Linked DNA regions of Mus musculus: region 1 is linked to region 2. A link is a loop called in an ENCODE intact Hi-C map of the cell type or tissue named here. Cell type or tissue: heart. All regions are shown on one strand.

Region 1 (8,000 bases), 72 kb after region 2:
GAGCGTGGCATGGTCCCTTCCCATGGCTGTCTGAACCGTCTGCTTCTTCCCTGATGCTGGTTAAGAGGTGATCTAGGGAACACAAGGTTCAGGGTGGGGTTCTAACTATGGGGATTTGTGTTCAATAAATCATGAGGGCAAAGACAGGGACATTTAGAGAAATGATCTCCATGATGTATTATCCAGCTGGCATCTCAACTCAGGATATCAGATCCATGTACAAAGCTTAGAAGCAGACCCCTGCATTCCTGCTCCCTTGACCTAGGCTTAAGTCCCCTCAGCCACCTCTGAGACAACATGAACAAGTTGGTGGTGTGTGGCAGATATGATTGATGTTAATCTTTTCTTTTCCCTTTTGTAGTGTGGTTTGGAACACCTAGTCAGGATTCCTAACTTTTGAATCTAGAGTGGTTTGAAGAATGATCTAAAAGACAAGGAATGTTATACAAGTTTTGACCTTGGCTTTTCCAAGAGGCCATGTTTATAAGTTCAAGTTAGGTTGCTAATTGGTAGGGGATCTGTAGTGTCTAACTTAAATTCAGCTCATTTCTAAAACTTTGAGCCATTGTATGATGCAATCTTGGATCATTCTGCCCCTATTTGAGTCCCCACAAAAAAGCCAAGGCTAGATCAACCAGACAAGACTCAAATTGTCAGAGTCACACAGTAGCCCATAGACTCATGAGAAATAATAGTTATCATTAGAAGTCACAACTTTAGGGGATGCTTGGTTTATTATGCAGCAAAAGCTAGCAGATACAGAATGGAATGGAGAAGACATAAAGGTGCACTATCCTATGTAATAAAGAGATTATGATCAGTACTTGATATATAACAGGACCATTTCTCTTCTGCAAAATGCTGTCCCTTTCTCCCTCTGGGCTGATAGAGCCCTAAACAAAAGAGCATGTCTTGACAAGGTATTGCAAATAGAACACAGCCCCATTTGTCCCCTTAGACTCCCTTGTACATGTACCAGTCGCTCAAATTGTAATAGCCTCCTTGTGTGTCATCAAGGAACCTAATGTCCTCTTCAGACAGCAAGTGTACTGTGTTGTCTCCTAACACAGCTAATTGGATGGGAATCTGGTACCTGACTGGAAATGGTGGGTTATCATCTTTCTCTTGTTAACGGTAAAATGTGAGTAATACAGATTTTATAGTGGACTAGATGGTTGTAGGTGCATCTACAAAGGTCTTACAGTAAAGGTCTGGGTTTGAGTCCTGAAGGGCCATAGTAGGTTACGGCAAGCTGAAACTGAACAGTTATGAGCAATGATGACTAGCAGATGAGTAGCAGACACAAGGGCTACGGATTCATTGGGCGGAGGACAGGACAACAAGGACTGTGAGACCTGCTACTGAGTTCCTTCAGCCACCAAGATCAGAAAACCAGCTTTCATCCAAGCTACTGGGAATCAGCCAGGGTCCTGTCCTTGGTTTGTAAATGTTCAGACTCTCTGCTTATTCACCTCTTGTACTTGGGTTAATCTAAATAATACTACCCCTTGTTTGTTAAAGCTCCCCAGGTAACACAGAGCCATATCTCCTCATAGATCCAATGGCAGATGAATCCCAGCACTGAAGCGTCTCTGTCTTCTCCCTGAGTCTTGGTAGGACAGATCTGGGAACAAATATAGCCAGGGCCAGCAAGAAACAGCTATACACCAACTCCTCAGTGCTCACAGTCACTCCTGAGCCTGTCCATGACTCCGCTCTTCTACCCACTGTGGAAAACTCTCTGAACATCTGCTGTCAGTTCACACCAGGAGAAGCCGTGGCCACCTACAAAGGCCTACATTCTATACCAGGTAGGAAGATGCATGTTCTCAGCTTCTAACTTCTCCCACTAGGACCCAGTGGTCTCAGAGTGAGAAAACCCTATAAAGTTCACCCTGTCCCAGTTTTAAATGAGAAATCAGGGCTCACTAAAAAGAGTATCCCAGGTCACAGATGCTGGACAGAATCAGGAAATAAGATGTGTAAGAACTGGATCCCTTATTACCTGCCTCCTTTCTATTTCAAAAGATTCCCAACCAGTTGGGAAAGCCTATAAGATAAGTACAGCCACTAAAACAGTGTGCATTCATGCACTATTTTTAAAAATAACTTTTTAATTTAATTTTATTTTATGTTCTTTGGTGTTTTTCCTACATGTAAGTCTGTATGAAGGTGTTAGATCCCCTGCAATTGGAGTTACAGGCAGTTGTGCGCTATCATGTGGCTGTTGGGAATTGAACCCAGGTCCTCTGGAAGAACAGCCAGGACTCTTAACCACTGAGCCATCTCTTCAGCCCCCACACACACTATTTTTGGCCATTCATTATCTGTCAAGCTTTACTTCAATCACAAATCCTTTAAGTAATGCAATCTTCAACATTCCCTCTGGATCAACTCAACCCTGAGTACTTCTCAGGGCCAATGGCAGAACCAGAACCCACACACTCTAAAAAGCCAGTTCTCAGAGGTCCCTAGAGGGTGACCAAGGGATAGCTACCATGATCACTCTTCTGTTTTCCACACTAGTGGTGCTGATGGAGTACTGCCCCAGAGTCTCACCCTCTGCCTGTTCTGGAATAAGAGGCATGAAACAGACCAACCTCGGAATCTACCCTTCCTTCTACTCTTCCTTCTCCCTTCATGAGTTTTGCGGCTTCCCTCTGTGGGGGCTCATCCAGTGCCTCACAACTTTTGTGGTATACGTCTAAGATTCTCATCCTGTAGAAGAGGAATCTGGGGCTCACAGACAAAATCATTCATGCTACACAGAGAGCAGCAAAGTGAAGGCGAGAAGGGAAGGCCAGAAGCTGTCTGACTCCATAGTCCAGCTACCTCTAGGATGCTACAACGGGCATCTGAAAGTTGCGAAGGAGCAATACCTGGGGGCAACGGTGAGAGCAGGCACAAGCTAGAGTGTCTCTTCTTGGTCCAGGCTAGTCTAAGATCTGGGATCCCACTGGCTGCTTCCTTCTGGATTAAATAGAGCTGTTGATTCAACCTGAACCTGACATCCTGAATCCCAGACCCGGGTGGGGTGGGGATTATATTAGTTATCTTTCTCTCACTGCTGTGTTAACATATGGCAAGACCAACTTAAGGAAAATTTCCCTTACCCTCTGTTCCTATGGTGGATTATGATTTAGAAAGTACAGTCTTCCGTGGTGAACAAAATACAGCAGCTGGAGTGTGATATGTCCAGTCACCTTGTATCTGCACTCAGGAAGCAGGGAGAGATGGATGGAGGGCTCAGCTAGCTTTCTTCTTACCTGCTCTGTATTCAGTCCCAAGGGATGGTGCTGTCTCTGGTCAAGGTAGGTCTTCCCTCCTCAGTTAAACTACTTTGGAAATGCTGTAACAGACATAACCAGAGGGGTGTTTCATAAAGAAGTCTAAATCAGTCAAGTTGACAATGAGGGTTAAGCATCCTAGGACATTTGTGGGAGATCCTATTTCAAGCGTCAGGGGATGGGGGGACCCAGGACTCAGCAGGTGGAGGTGGGCAGGGGCTAGCATTCTAGGTGCTATTCTTTGGGGAACAATTGTGGACATGGGCTGTGTTCTAGTTTCATTTTGTTGTTGTGATTAAAAAAAAACACCCCGACAAAAGCAGCTTTAAGGGGAGTGAGGGTTATTCAGTTCACAGCTTCAGGTTACAGTCTATCGCTGTGAGGAAGTCATGGCAGCCAAGAACATGAAGCAGGTAGTCACATCCAGTCAAGAACAGAGAGAGATGAGCGAATGCATGTTTTCTATTCATCTCTCCATCTCTACTCTTAGACAGTCAAGGACCCCAAACTCAGGGTCCACGTCTAGGCTGGGCCTTCCCACAATCATAATGTAATTAAGACTCTCCCCCCCACAGGCCAAGTCCATCTAGGAAATCCATACTTGAAACTCTCTTCTCAGATGATTCTAGAGTGTTACAAGTTGACAATTCAAACTAGCCGGTGCAGCTGGGCTTGCCTTTACTGCAGGATCACCACATAGAGTTGAATGTCCTGGGGAGAGCTATCTCAAAGCAACTTTAACTTGAGAGAGTTGCAGCAGCAGAGCTGGCCAGGTAGCAGTGAGCTTCCTTGGTGGGTACCATGAGGACTTGGGGTCAAGTCTGAGCCCCATCCAGACCCTCATGAATCTGAGCACAAGGCACAGCAGGGTGAGCAGGAGCATCTGGAGCAAGGGGAGAAGCTTGCCATGCTGACCACATTGCTCCTGGATAAGCCTCTTCGCAGCAGAGCACATGCATAGTGGGTGAGTCTATAAAAGGACAAATGATCCCTATTTGACCGATGCCCTTTGATGGGCAGTGACCCTTCCTGCTCTATAGCCTGCAAAATTCTCATCCAGAGAGCCCGAACCATCACTATTCACACACTGCCATCTGCTGGGGGACAAGAGGACTGATCCCAAAGCCTCAGTGACATTAGGCCCAAGGCAGAATTTACCTCTCACTAGCTGCCTTGCCTGCTTGCCTCTTCTGGCTTCCCAAGTGCTACCCTACACCTCATGCGGGAACCAATCCCTTTATCCCTTGTGTTCTGCTCCCCAGCCACCCCCCTTTAGGTAATTACTCCTAAGATAGACTCAGTACTACCACAGAGGTGCAGGCCCAGAGGCTGGGGTTTTAGCAAACCATAGGATTGCTTAGGGATACAGCAGGGAGGCTTTGGGTAAATGTGTCTGGGGTTGAGGTGGTGCCTTCTGTCAGGCAGGGAGCACGGGAAAGGGAGATCAAAGGGAGATCACCTACTGGAGGTCTGGAGTGGTGCTATATGGATATACTGCCTCTAGTCTACTCAAGGGTTGCAGGCCCAGAAGAGTAGGGTAGACAAGTCCAAAGCTGCCTTGAAGTAAGGAGTGTGGTTGGGGTTCTGTGTATCTGCATACAAACGGAGAGAACAAATTAGGGAAGTCAAAGCCTAGTAGATGGCTAGGTTAGCAAAATGTTTCCTGCACAAGCACAAGGCCCTGAGTTCAAACCCCCAACACCAATGTAAAAGGTCAGGTGAAGTGGCATGTGACTGTAATTCCAACACTGGAGGGGATGGATCTAGGAAGACTGCTAGAGCTTACTGGTCGGTCAGTCTGGATGAATCAGAGAGCTCTAGGTTCAGAGAGAGACCTTGTCTAAATAAAATAAAATAATAAAATAAAATAAAATAAAATAAAGTAAAATAAAATAAAAATGGGTGGAGACTGATTGAAGAAGATACTGACGTTGACTTCTGGCATCCACATATACAAGCAAGCATGATCATACATTTTCATGCTCACATATGAACATGCACAGATAGGTATATACCACACATCGACACAATACCTCCACACACCAGCACAAAAATACCTAGTGGGATAGAGGAGGGGGAAAGCAGCCTGAGACTTCCCATCAGAAGTGCATATTTTATACATAGGAAAACTGAGGGTCAGAAATATGATGCATTCCTGACAGGAGGGACCATGGGAACTCTGTGAAAGGGCTTAAGATCATCTAGTCTAATCCCCTCACTTGGACAAGGGAAACTGAGCCTCTGGGGCGACAGCAGAGAGGAAGGTTGCCACACTATCTCGCAATATCTGTCCTGCTTTTCTTGGGCACCAGACTGTTAGAGCATGAAGTGGTCAGGCCCTAAAATAGGCTCTGCTGAAGAGAGTGGACTCCGAGGGTGGGGACTGGGGGTGGGAGGCTGTGTGAGCTTCTGGGAGGAGGAACCAGCAGCCACTGTGTCATCCTGTCCTGCTGGAATGCTTCCTCCATCTGCCTCGCAGCTTAGAACAGGGCCGAGATGGGCGGCTTATTTATTCCCATGCTTTTGTTTACTCATCTTTTATTCGCTCACATCCTGTCACTGTATATTGTTTACATTAGAAATCATATGGATCCCCACACTCCCTCTTGAGGAAAAAGTCCAAGAGTCCAGATTGTTCTAAAGTTGTGAAAATGGTGGTGGTGGTGGTGGTGGTGGCATCTTGTCTCCATCTTCCCTGGAGTTCCCAGCAGGATGCAGAAATTCCTCATTGTGCTTAGCTCAGGGCTGAGACCACCTAGACACCCCACCCCCATTCCTAAAATGTGTATCTGACCTTCAGCTCTTCAGAGGGACACAAAAAGGGGGAGGTAATAGCTCAGTTGGTAAAGTGCTTCACACACACACACACACACACACACACACACACACACACACACACACACACACACACGAGGTCCCAAGTCCAATCCCCAGAATCTGTTTTGTTGTTGTTGTTGTTTTTAACTCAGCCGGGTGTGGTGATACAGTTTGTCATGCCCAGCACTGGAGAGCAGATAAAGGCCTACTTGGCAAGTGCTGGGCCAATGAGAAAAAGCTGTTACCATTAAAAAAAAAAAAAAAAAAAAAAGGTAGCTAGTGTCTTACGACCAATACCCAAGAGTGTCCTCTGGCCTACACATGTGCAAGGACACCTGCACATGCATGAACATGCCAACATACATAAACGCACTTGAAAAGAAGGAAAATAAGCAGAGAAAGTATAATCTGCAGGGAAACAAACCTCACATCCTTGTCCTGAGCTGACCATGATTGGTTAGTCTGTAGCAGCAGCTACTTCAGACTATCTGAGCAGAATCCAAGCTAGTCTGGAGGAGAGCCTCACATGGCTGCAGATGCAGAGACCACAGAAGTTCAAAGGCAAAGGATCTGTGGAACCAACAGGTAACCCCATGGGGTGTGATGTGTGAACCAAAGCAAGCCAGGAATAAATGCAACACGCCCTGGTGGGGCCCAGAGGGTGGGCACCTCTCATATTTATAGATTTGCACCTAAGTGGGCTTAGAGAGTCTGGAATTCTGACCAGATCCTGAGTTTTTAAATTGGGCTGAGCAGATGTGCCATGCAGCTGTAAGAATGAACAAGGGAAATTGACACCTACATATTCAAGGAGGACAGAGGCATAAAACATTGCTTTATTTGATGTGTGTGTGTGTGTGTGTGTGTGTGTGTGTGTGTGTGTGTGTGTGTGTGTACACTCATGTATGTGTGGCTCCACATCTGAATATAGTTGCACAGACTTGTGTGTGAACATGAATGAGTGGTAGCCAGAGGACAACCTTGGCAACCTTAGGTTCCAGGCCTCAGATTTTGTTTGCTCAGAGACAGAGTCAATAACTATGCTGGGGCTTACTGAGAGGATAGGCTGGCTAGCCAGCAAACCCTAAGGAACTGCCTGTCTCTGGTTCCACAGCCCTGGGATTACAAGAGAACAGCACCATACCCAGATGACTGTCTATGTAGTGAGTTCTAGGCTAACCAAAAATACAGAGTGTAACCTTGTCTCAAAAGGGTTGAAAGGAAGAAGAAAAAGAGAAAGAGGAAGAAGAATGGAAATAGAAAACTGGTTGGTTTTTGTTTGTTTCCATTTTTTTACAACAGTGCATTACTCTATTTATCTAACTGCTTGCATTCCTCACCACAAATAAAAGTGATGGGGGTTGGAGAGATGGCTCAGTGGTTAAGAGCACTGGCTACTTGCTCTTCCAGAGGTCCTGAGTCCAATTCCCAACAACCACATGGTAGCTCATAACCATCTGAAATGGGATCCGATGCCCTCTTCTGGTGTGTCTGAAGACAGCTACAGTGTACTCATATAAATGAAATCAATAAATCTTTAAAAACAACAACAAAAATAGCAAAAAACAAATAAAAGTGACAAACAAGAGCTGCCACCTTACAACAACCTTTTATGAGCACATTCTAAGAAACCCAAAGAAATTCAAGGAAGTGGCAAAAGATTCTTTATTCTCAAGCTCTGTTTTTAAAAAGTGAGTTAACATATTACCAGATATTAGAAGTTGCTAATATATTCAAATTTAATACATCCTATATCTGGATATGTTTTATCCTTAAAATATTTGAAAATAAAATAAAGAACAGACATTGAAGAAAGGCCTGTCGTTTCCATGTTGCTATGAAACATCATTTAAAAACAGCCAGCCACATATAGCTTGATAAATGCAGTCTAAATCC
Region 2 (8,000 bases):
GCCCCGTGTTCCTCGCCGGGATGAGGAAGTCTCCCCCCCGCCCCGCGCGCATCCTGGAGCCTGTTAGCTGGGCACACTGCAGCCGGGAACTTTCTCTCTCGCTCTTGCCCCATTGCAGGCATCCGGAGCATACAGAGAACCCGTGGGGTGCGGGCTTCCCGGTTGTGGTTGTACCCACCGCCAGCCACTCTCTGGGCCTCCTTGAGTATTTTCATGTTTTTCCATACCGCAGTGTGAAAGGGAGCCCGAGAGGGGTGCTCAGAGAACTTGGCGGATGAAGGTGTATTCTAAATAGTTTGGTCCTTGGGTCCGCCCAGCCTTGCACCTGGGGACTGAGACTTCAGGGCCTACTTGGTGGGTGGTGTTATCTTGGCCCTCTGCAGGGCTAGGAGGTTGCATGCCATCAGTTCACCCAGACTACATTAGTGAGTATCCTGCTGGTTAGGATAGATGGGTGGACTAGACAAGAAGTTTGGGGCCTTTAGGGTCTCCTACTGTTACCAGATCTACCAGACTACCAGGTCCGTTTGTATTAAGAATCTCATTTTCTCTCATTTTTGGCCAGGTGGGTTGGGGTTGGGGGAACCCAGGATAGTTAAGTGTCTTGCTCTGCAGCCCAGGCTGGGATCATATTGCTTTTCTTAAGGAGCCCCGACCCCTAAGACTGCTGTAAACTTTGGGTCTCACAAAATCTAAGTCTACCCTTGGGTCTGACTATTCCCTCCCCCGCCCTCCCCCTCCCCCCAACTGCACTGTAGTTGTCTGGAGAAGTCATCTCTGTACCATCCTCTGGGCTGAGGACATTCATGCCTAGAGTATGACATAGTAGGACAAGGAGACTCCGAAATTTAGAGTTGGGAGCTGCTAATCACTAGGAAGAGGGTCTGTCTGTCTGGTCTCTTCTTTGGTCCCAATAATTACTTGTCTTGTCCTACCATCTTCCCCTATAGTGATCAATTGTCCTGGCTTGTTCAGGACAGTCTGTTTTAGCATAGAAAGTCTGGTAGCAGAGGAAATCCCCGAGTCTTAGGGCAGACCTGTGTCCTTCTAAACCCCTAGCTGTTTAGGGGCTCGTATACAGGGGTGGGGTGGCTCTCATGGAGGGGCAGGGTAGATTTGTGCAGATTTGGCTTAGGCCTTTCTAAGGCCTAACAGTTTATGACTGCAGTTTCTGAGAAGGCCTCTCTAGACTCCCAAAGAGGGAGTTTGCCGACGGTGCACTTCTCCACTGTAAGCTGGCTGCAAATTCCTGTGCATTGGCTGCTTTTGTGCGTGTAGTGGAAAGGCAGAGCATCAGAACCTGGCCAGCAGGCATTCTGATGGCACGGCAAATGATGCTTTACTCTGTCCTGTGGCTGCCACGTGCACAGGGAAAGGACCCTTGTCACCCCTGAATACCTCTCTAGTAACCACTTGGTCAGTGTGTAACCCCATCTTGGAGATAACGTCACTGTGCTTCAAGAAAGGCCCTCGGGGCTCCGGCATGTTGGCCAGCCTCTGAAGATCTCTGGATTAATCTAGCCTGCCTGGGCCCTTAGGCATCCAGTGAAACTGTCCCCCACCCCCAATGCAGGAACCCTTTTCTTTGGATGTTTCTGCCAGGTACAAGGATGAGCTGCTGGGACCTGTTCAGAAATGTGTAAGGCAGCCACCCCCATTCTCTTCCTAGAAACTTTGGGGACTGATCAACTGGTGTCCCCTGGATGTCCCCAGAGGCATTTGGAGGGCATTTTGGAGCACTTTTGGTGTGTTGAAGTGAGATGGCTCGTTCACCACCTGTGGAATGTGTGGAGTGAAAACTGTCTCTTCCAGCCCCAGGGCATCTTAGGATTCCACCCAGGACCTGGGCAAGCCTGAGAGGAGGAAGACAGGAGGGTGCAGCCCACCTATAAGTTTAAGAGAGACCACCCTACATGTGAAGCTCACATTTGGCCCCTTCCTAAGCACCCGGAGACTTGCTGGGCAGCACTGCCACTTAGTTCTGGGGTTCTCCCTTCAGAACAAGTTAGGGGGCCATGCTCATAGCTAGGGTGTAGAGGAAGCCACCTGTGGGGACAAGCAGCCTTCACAGACAGCATCGCTTCCCTGCCCATATGCCCTGCCTGCTTCTGCAGCTCACTGCCTTGTGCCTCAGGCTTGGGAAGCAGGAATCCTGGCTCCTCAAAGGGATGCTGGCCAAGTGGCTGCCTGTTGGGTATCTTGGATGCTGGCATGAGTGGAGGTTCAGACGCAAGAGTGGGAATGTGATCCAAGCTGACTGAGTCGTCGTGGGTCAGGGTCAGGACCCCAAAGCAGGATGTAGGCCCCTGGGGATCAGGAGCAAGACTACAGACCATATGTCTCCAGATAACCCAGAGATAATTCTTCAATGCACTGCCCTTGCCAGGCCCTGTACTTGCTACATTGATTGGCCCCCTCACCTAGCGGGTGGGGGAGGGGGTGGGGGGGAGGCTGCACCAGTTGGGCTGAGGGGGTCAGCAACACTGAAGCTTCCCCTCACACCTTGAGGGCACAGCTCTGGCTGCAGTGGTAGGGGATCAAGCTTGCAGTCCTGAGGGACAGTGAGTCTGAGCAAAATGATATATTTAACATCAAATATACTCAAGGACTATTAGGATTAAGTATTCAAGATGAAGGGGAAAGCGAAACCCTCTGAGCTGCGAATGAGGCATCTCATTAGAAACAGCTGCTCTTCAGTCTCCTCAAAGCCTGACTTCCCTGCCTAGGAGTGAGAAAGGGCTACACTCCCCACCTCATCCTCCTTTAAAGTATGGGGGATGGGGTGCCGCTCCTAGGATCTAAAGGGCAATGCTTGCCTTTTGGTCTCCTGTGTATGAGATAGTGCCCCACCCCACATTGTCTCTGGAGCACCACAGTTACCTTTCACATGCTTTTCTGTGGCACCCTTAGAGCCAGAACAGATGTGACTAGTTCATAAATAGGGAAACTGAACTAGTAACACACCTTTAATCCCAGCACTTGGGAAGCAGACTCAGGCAGATCTTTGTGAGTTCAAGGCCAGCCTGATCTATGGAGTGAGTTCTAGGACAGCCAGGGCTGCACAGAGAAACCTTGTTTAAAAAAAACAAAAAACAAAAAAACAAAATGGGGAAACTGAGGCAAAAAAGGAAGTGATTTTTCAGAGCTGCTATCTATTTTTTTTTAAAGACAGGGTTTCTCTGTGTAGCCCTGGCTATCTTAGAACTCACTCTATAGACCAGGCTGGCCTTGAACTCAGAAGTCTGCCTGCCTCTGCCTCCCAAGTGCTGGGATTAAAGACGTGGGCCACCACTGCCTGGCTTTTGTTAATTGGCAACAAATGGATAGACTCCCAGCTGATAGCTCAGCAAGAGACCCAGCTTCCTACACCTGGCCAATACCAAGTCCTAAGCAACTGCCAGGACCAAGCTCCTAACATCTCTATCTTGAGCCTTCTTGAGCTGAAAGTCATCATTTCCACTCCCATTTTGGAGCTCTAGAATATCTGGGATGGGGGCAGGGCACCCTTGGGGGTTTTAAAGTAGGTGGCCTTCCTGGAGTAGGCAGCCTGGACAGGGTTTTTCAGGGAAGCAGAGTCTAGGAGGAGAGGCACTGGACCTGTTTTCCTTCCTGCTGTGTGAGCAAGAATTGTCAGCTCCACAACAGAATTTTTTCTGCTATATCCAGTGTCTTAGAATAGTGTGTGGTACATAGTAAATGCTCAATAAATATTTGCAGACGAAAAAACACTTTCAAACAGCTATGCTTGCTCAGAGAGAAGCTGAAACAGGATTCTCCCTCTGCACACAGAATCAGGATGTTGATGGATGGTGGGAATGGGGGCAGCATGACACCGCTGTGATCAGGGACAGTCACTGTAGGACTCACAGGAGTTTTGTACCCTGCAAAGGAATTCACTTTACCAGACAACTATAGAATCGACTAGTAACCCTAGGCAGAGCTGGTAAAGAGAAGACATGATTAGAGAAATAGCTTTCCTATGAGGAAACAGAAACCAAGGTTGAAGGGTGTGGGGCAGGCAGCGTCCACCAGAGTGACATGGGAGACCAGGAAGAAACCTTGGTACCCATCGGAGTCATTCGCCGAACTGGAGCGGAGAGGCCTCCAGGTGGCGCTGCAGAGCCGGGCAACCGCGCGTCTCCACTCCCCATTAACCCGGCAGGGAGGGGGGCCTCGGGAAATGTGTGCATTTATTCAGTAGCAGGAGTGCAAACCTCATACATTGAGGGAGAAAGGCAGCGGGAGACGGCCGCCGAGATTCCCCCATCTCTTTGAATATAATTTCAGATTGAGATTCAGATTAAATCCGAGGGGAAAACACTTTATGAGGCTGAAAGCTGTGTCGTTGCCAGAGCCAGGGTTATGAGCTATCAAATGCAATTACATTAAGACAGATTATACTGGGCAAATTGAGCCATTTAGAAGGTGAGAATCAAAGAAACGGCTCTGATCCTCTCTTCCCCCTTCTCTCTCCCTCTCCCTCTCTCTCTTTCTCTCTAAATTGCAGTTCGTAGTTCCTTGCAATTCTGAGGCACAAAAGTAGGTGAGACTGCTTTTGTATCTGCGAAGTGCTTCACTCCTGAATGTAATTCTAGCTGAGTGCAATCTAGGTTAAGAGCCGGACAAGCGGGTAATTAGAGCCCGCTTGCTGCCGGAGGACCGGCTGCCCAGCCGAAGCGCGCCCGGAGTCGGCGCCCTTTTCCCGGCCGAGCCGAGCAGCGGCTGGACACGGAGCGCCCGAGATGATGGTGCTGGACAAGGAGGACGGTAGGTGGCAGGCAGGGGTCCCGACGCCCCCAACGCCTTCACCGCGGCGCGCGGGATGCCACGCACCGGGACCCAGGGACACAGACGCGGGGCCACGCCAGGTTGTGGAGCCAGCCGGCGGCCCGGGGAGGGAGGATGAACCCGAGTGGGGTGGGCGAGCTCCTGGCCTCGCGCTCCCTTGGTCTCTCGGTCTCCGGACAGTCGGGCGGGGCGAGGAGATTCGCCGCGGGGCGGCGTGGAGGTTCAGTGTGCCCTCTGGTCTCCGCGCCCTGGCGCTTGGCGCTGAGCTTTTGGTCTCTGCGGCTGCTCCTTGCTCACCGCAGCCATCACCCCCGCGCCCGCCGCGTAACCCGAGAGGCACTGAGTGCCCAGCAAATCAGCAGCTTCAGGGAGAAAGGAACTGGATAGAGAGCTTGGGGGCGAGCGAGAGCGCGGGAGGACCGCGCAAAAGCCGGGATGCAAGCCCAAAAGGAGAAGGCCAACTGGGTCCTCCAGGGAAAAGCTGCCCACCAGCATGACTTGGTGAGAGGGACGTCTCCTGTGATGGCCTCTATCTCATGTCTCCTTGAATGTGAAGGCGGGAGTTTGAGCCAAGGCAATTGTCCCACCATGGGCCAGTAGCACTTCAGAGAGAGTGGTTTGAGGGTGACCTGGAAGTATGGTCAAGAGCCTGGGTGCATTCAAGACGGCTTCGGAGCTGAGAGGTCACATGGCTGTAGACCACTAGCAGTTGGTTTCATAGATCTACTCTGAAGTCATTTTTACTGGGAGTGCCTTGCACTAAGTAGCCTAAAAGGTAGGGGGGATCCCAACTGTCTTGAAGGTAAAATACAGCCTGTGTCCTGTGACCTAAGACAGGCAGCAGGTCCAGGGAGTGGCTGCCCCAGAATGCCTCGGGTCCTCTGTGTGTTCTGTAGGTGCTGTAGGGAAAGGTGGGCAAGACTGTTGGCAAGCCCCCTGTTAATGCCATTTGGGTGGGGACTGGAAAGGCTAGGAGTAATGAATGGGGCATCCCCAGGAATCCTCCTTTGGGTTTGTGCCTTCTGTCCCCTGAGGTGTGGTTGCCGTGACGACCGCTGGAAACTTAAGTGACTTGTTCAAGGTCACACCAGTGTTCAGTTGGTTGCTGTCTCATGCAACTGTCCCGGACTAACTATATCTTCTGAGGTATCAGAAGGAAAAGGCTTTTAAAAGGTTCAACCTGGGTGGATGTATGCAGGGAAGGCATAGGGCCGAATAGTCCCCAAAGATAGGCTCTTGGCGTGAGTGAAGGAAGAGATAAAAGGGGATCTAGATGATTCTGGGCTGGCTGAAGGATAACAGCATCTTCAGCACATTCTCCTCTATTCACAGACCCTGGAGTTCCAGGAGGCCATCAGAGTACTGGGCTGGTCCTGTTTTATGTAGAAGATGAGGTCTGGGGTCAAGCCAGACAGGGAGAGAAGAGCCATTGATTTGGCTGTTTTCATCAGTAATTCCTTATCCTGTGTTACTTCAGATCACTCTCGCCCAGCTCCAGAGCTCTCTCTTGGTTATCTACAGGGACTGTCACTACGAGAAGCATGTGGAAAACAGGGTGCATCTTTAACCAAAGTTATCCCACATGCCCAGCTCCCCAGGTCTAAGCCAAGAACCCAGAAGACCTGAGTTTTGTATGAGGGAGCCATCAGTCTAGGAAGATTAACTATTTGTTGGCAAGATGGCATTTCCACCTCTTCCCAGGGTCTGCCCTAGAATGGTATGGGCTCTGGGGACATGCTAAAGGGACTGCATGTCTGGAGGCCTTTATACTTGCCGGGTAACTGGAGATCTTGGGCATATGATTCCCAATGGTCTTCACCAGAACTACAGAGGGGAGCTCAAGACATCACTTCATCTCTTACCTGTACAGCAAAATAATATGGCGCCTTTCACCAATGAATGGTACTACTGGTCTCTGGGGTCCATGACAATGTAAGGAAAGCAGGTGGCTGGGTTCCTGAAGGTGGCATCTGCATTGGGGAATGAAGAAAAGCTGTGTTTACACTCACCTGCCTTTCCACACCTACTGCCTAACTTCATACACACTTCTGCCCTACCAGAATGCAGCCTTCTGAACTGCATGGCAGATGTGGTGCCCTAGGCCCTAGGGTGTGTTCCTCTGCTGCACAGAGCACCCATTGTCTGGCAGCAGCAGGACCTCAGGCCTCCCATTAGTCTCCCCCAACACCTTTTTTGTACCCAACAGCATCTTGTTGAGAGAGGCTGGGTTCTTCTGGTTGAAGTCGGCTCTGCCAGCTGCAGAGGACCAAAGCCCTCGCTCTGCTGGGCTGTGGGGCTTTCATGTTGCACTTCTGAAAGATAATAAAATATCAATCGTTTTGCCCTAGCAACGGGTTTAAGAGACTTTCTGAAGTATTGAATCGTCAGAAAAAAAAAATCTTTTTTTTTTTTTTTTTTGCTTTTAAGCACAGTGCATTATTAATAAAGTGATCCATTAGGTCGAGCAGTGAAGGGTCACCACAGAGACAGAAAGATCTGTTTTGCAAATGGTTAAACTTTGGGTTTTAAGATTAATTGCTTTCATTTGGACGCTTGCTCTTGGCCTAGCTATCTCCACTTTACTGGAACTCAGGGTTCAGGCTTTCTAAATGCTGTGGGTCTCCCTGTCAGCAAAAGGGGTGGTGAGCTCCTCCAACTCCCCTGGAAAGAGAGCCCATCCCCTGGCACCTGCAGCTTGGGCTGGCACCAGACTATGGACTTGAAGTGTGGGCAGAGGAGACTGAAGTCCCAGGGGAGCAAAGAAACTCCTACCCTGAACCCTGCAAATCAAATTTGACCTTTACTGATGGAGAAGTGATGCCCACCCCACTCCACCCCCTCAGTGGGGACCAGGCTGAAGAGTAAGACCTTGAGCTGTGAAGGCTTAGGCAAGAGAGGATGCTGTGGGCACCCAGCTGGGAATGCCAGCATGTTCCCAAATGCATGCTGGAGCAGGGCTGGTCTGGGTCTAAAGGCCTCTGTAAAAGCCCAGCAGGATGGCTTGGGTGACCACAGGAAGCAGCAGGCACATTGTGGAACTAAACAGCAGACATGATTCCCAGAACATTTTTTAATAAGTAAAAAATGCTTAAGGAGAAGGGAAGCTGGGTTGGGGAGGACCAGACAGTGGAGTCTTCAATTGTTAATGACTGCTAGGAACACAGCCTCACAGCTGACTCAGTTTGTCTGTGCGGTTGCTGCCAGCAGGGCCT

What was found. Hi-C counts contacts between places; a loop is a spot of excess contacts. Peaks named below come from ENCODE experiments on the same cell type or tissue, not always from the same donor. Only the 100,000 strongest peaks of a DNase experiment are listed, where the experiment ranks them.
Region 1: it touches region 2 in a loop (5-fold over the local background); 9 of 42 quality-filtered maps call a loop at or near these places.

What each region holds. Positions count from the first base shown.
Region 1 is chr7:109,095,094-109,103,093 of GRCm38, reverse strand. No RefSeq gene overlaps it. Among named protein-coding and RNA genes, the nearest start is that of Ric3, 16 kb to the right of the region's middle. In heart, a CTCF peak has its summit at 4,379 (motif pointing left); no DNase peak of the experiment used is centred here.
Region 2 is chr7:109,166,750-109,174,749 of GRCm38, reverse strand. The region is part of intron 1 of Lmo1 (LIM domain only 1); the gene reads left to right. Among named protein-coding and RNA genes, the nearest start is that of Lmo1, 4.5 kb to the left of the region's middle. In heart, a CTCF peak has its summit at 4,106 (motif pointing right); a DNase peak (open chromatin) is centred at 4,119; H3K4me3 peaks cover 2,280 bases; H3K27ac peaks cover 954 bases; H3K27me3 peaks cover 6,968 bases.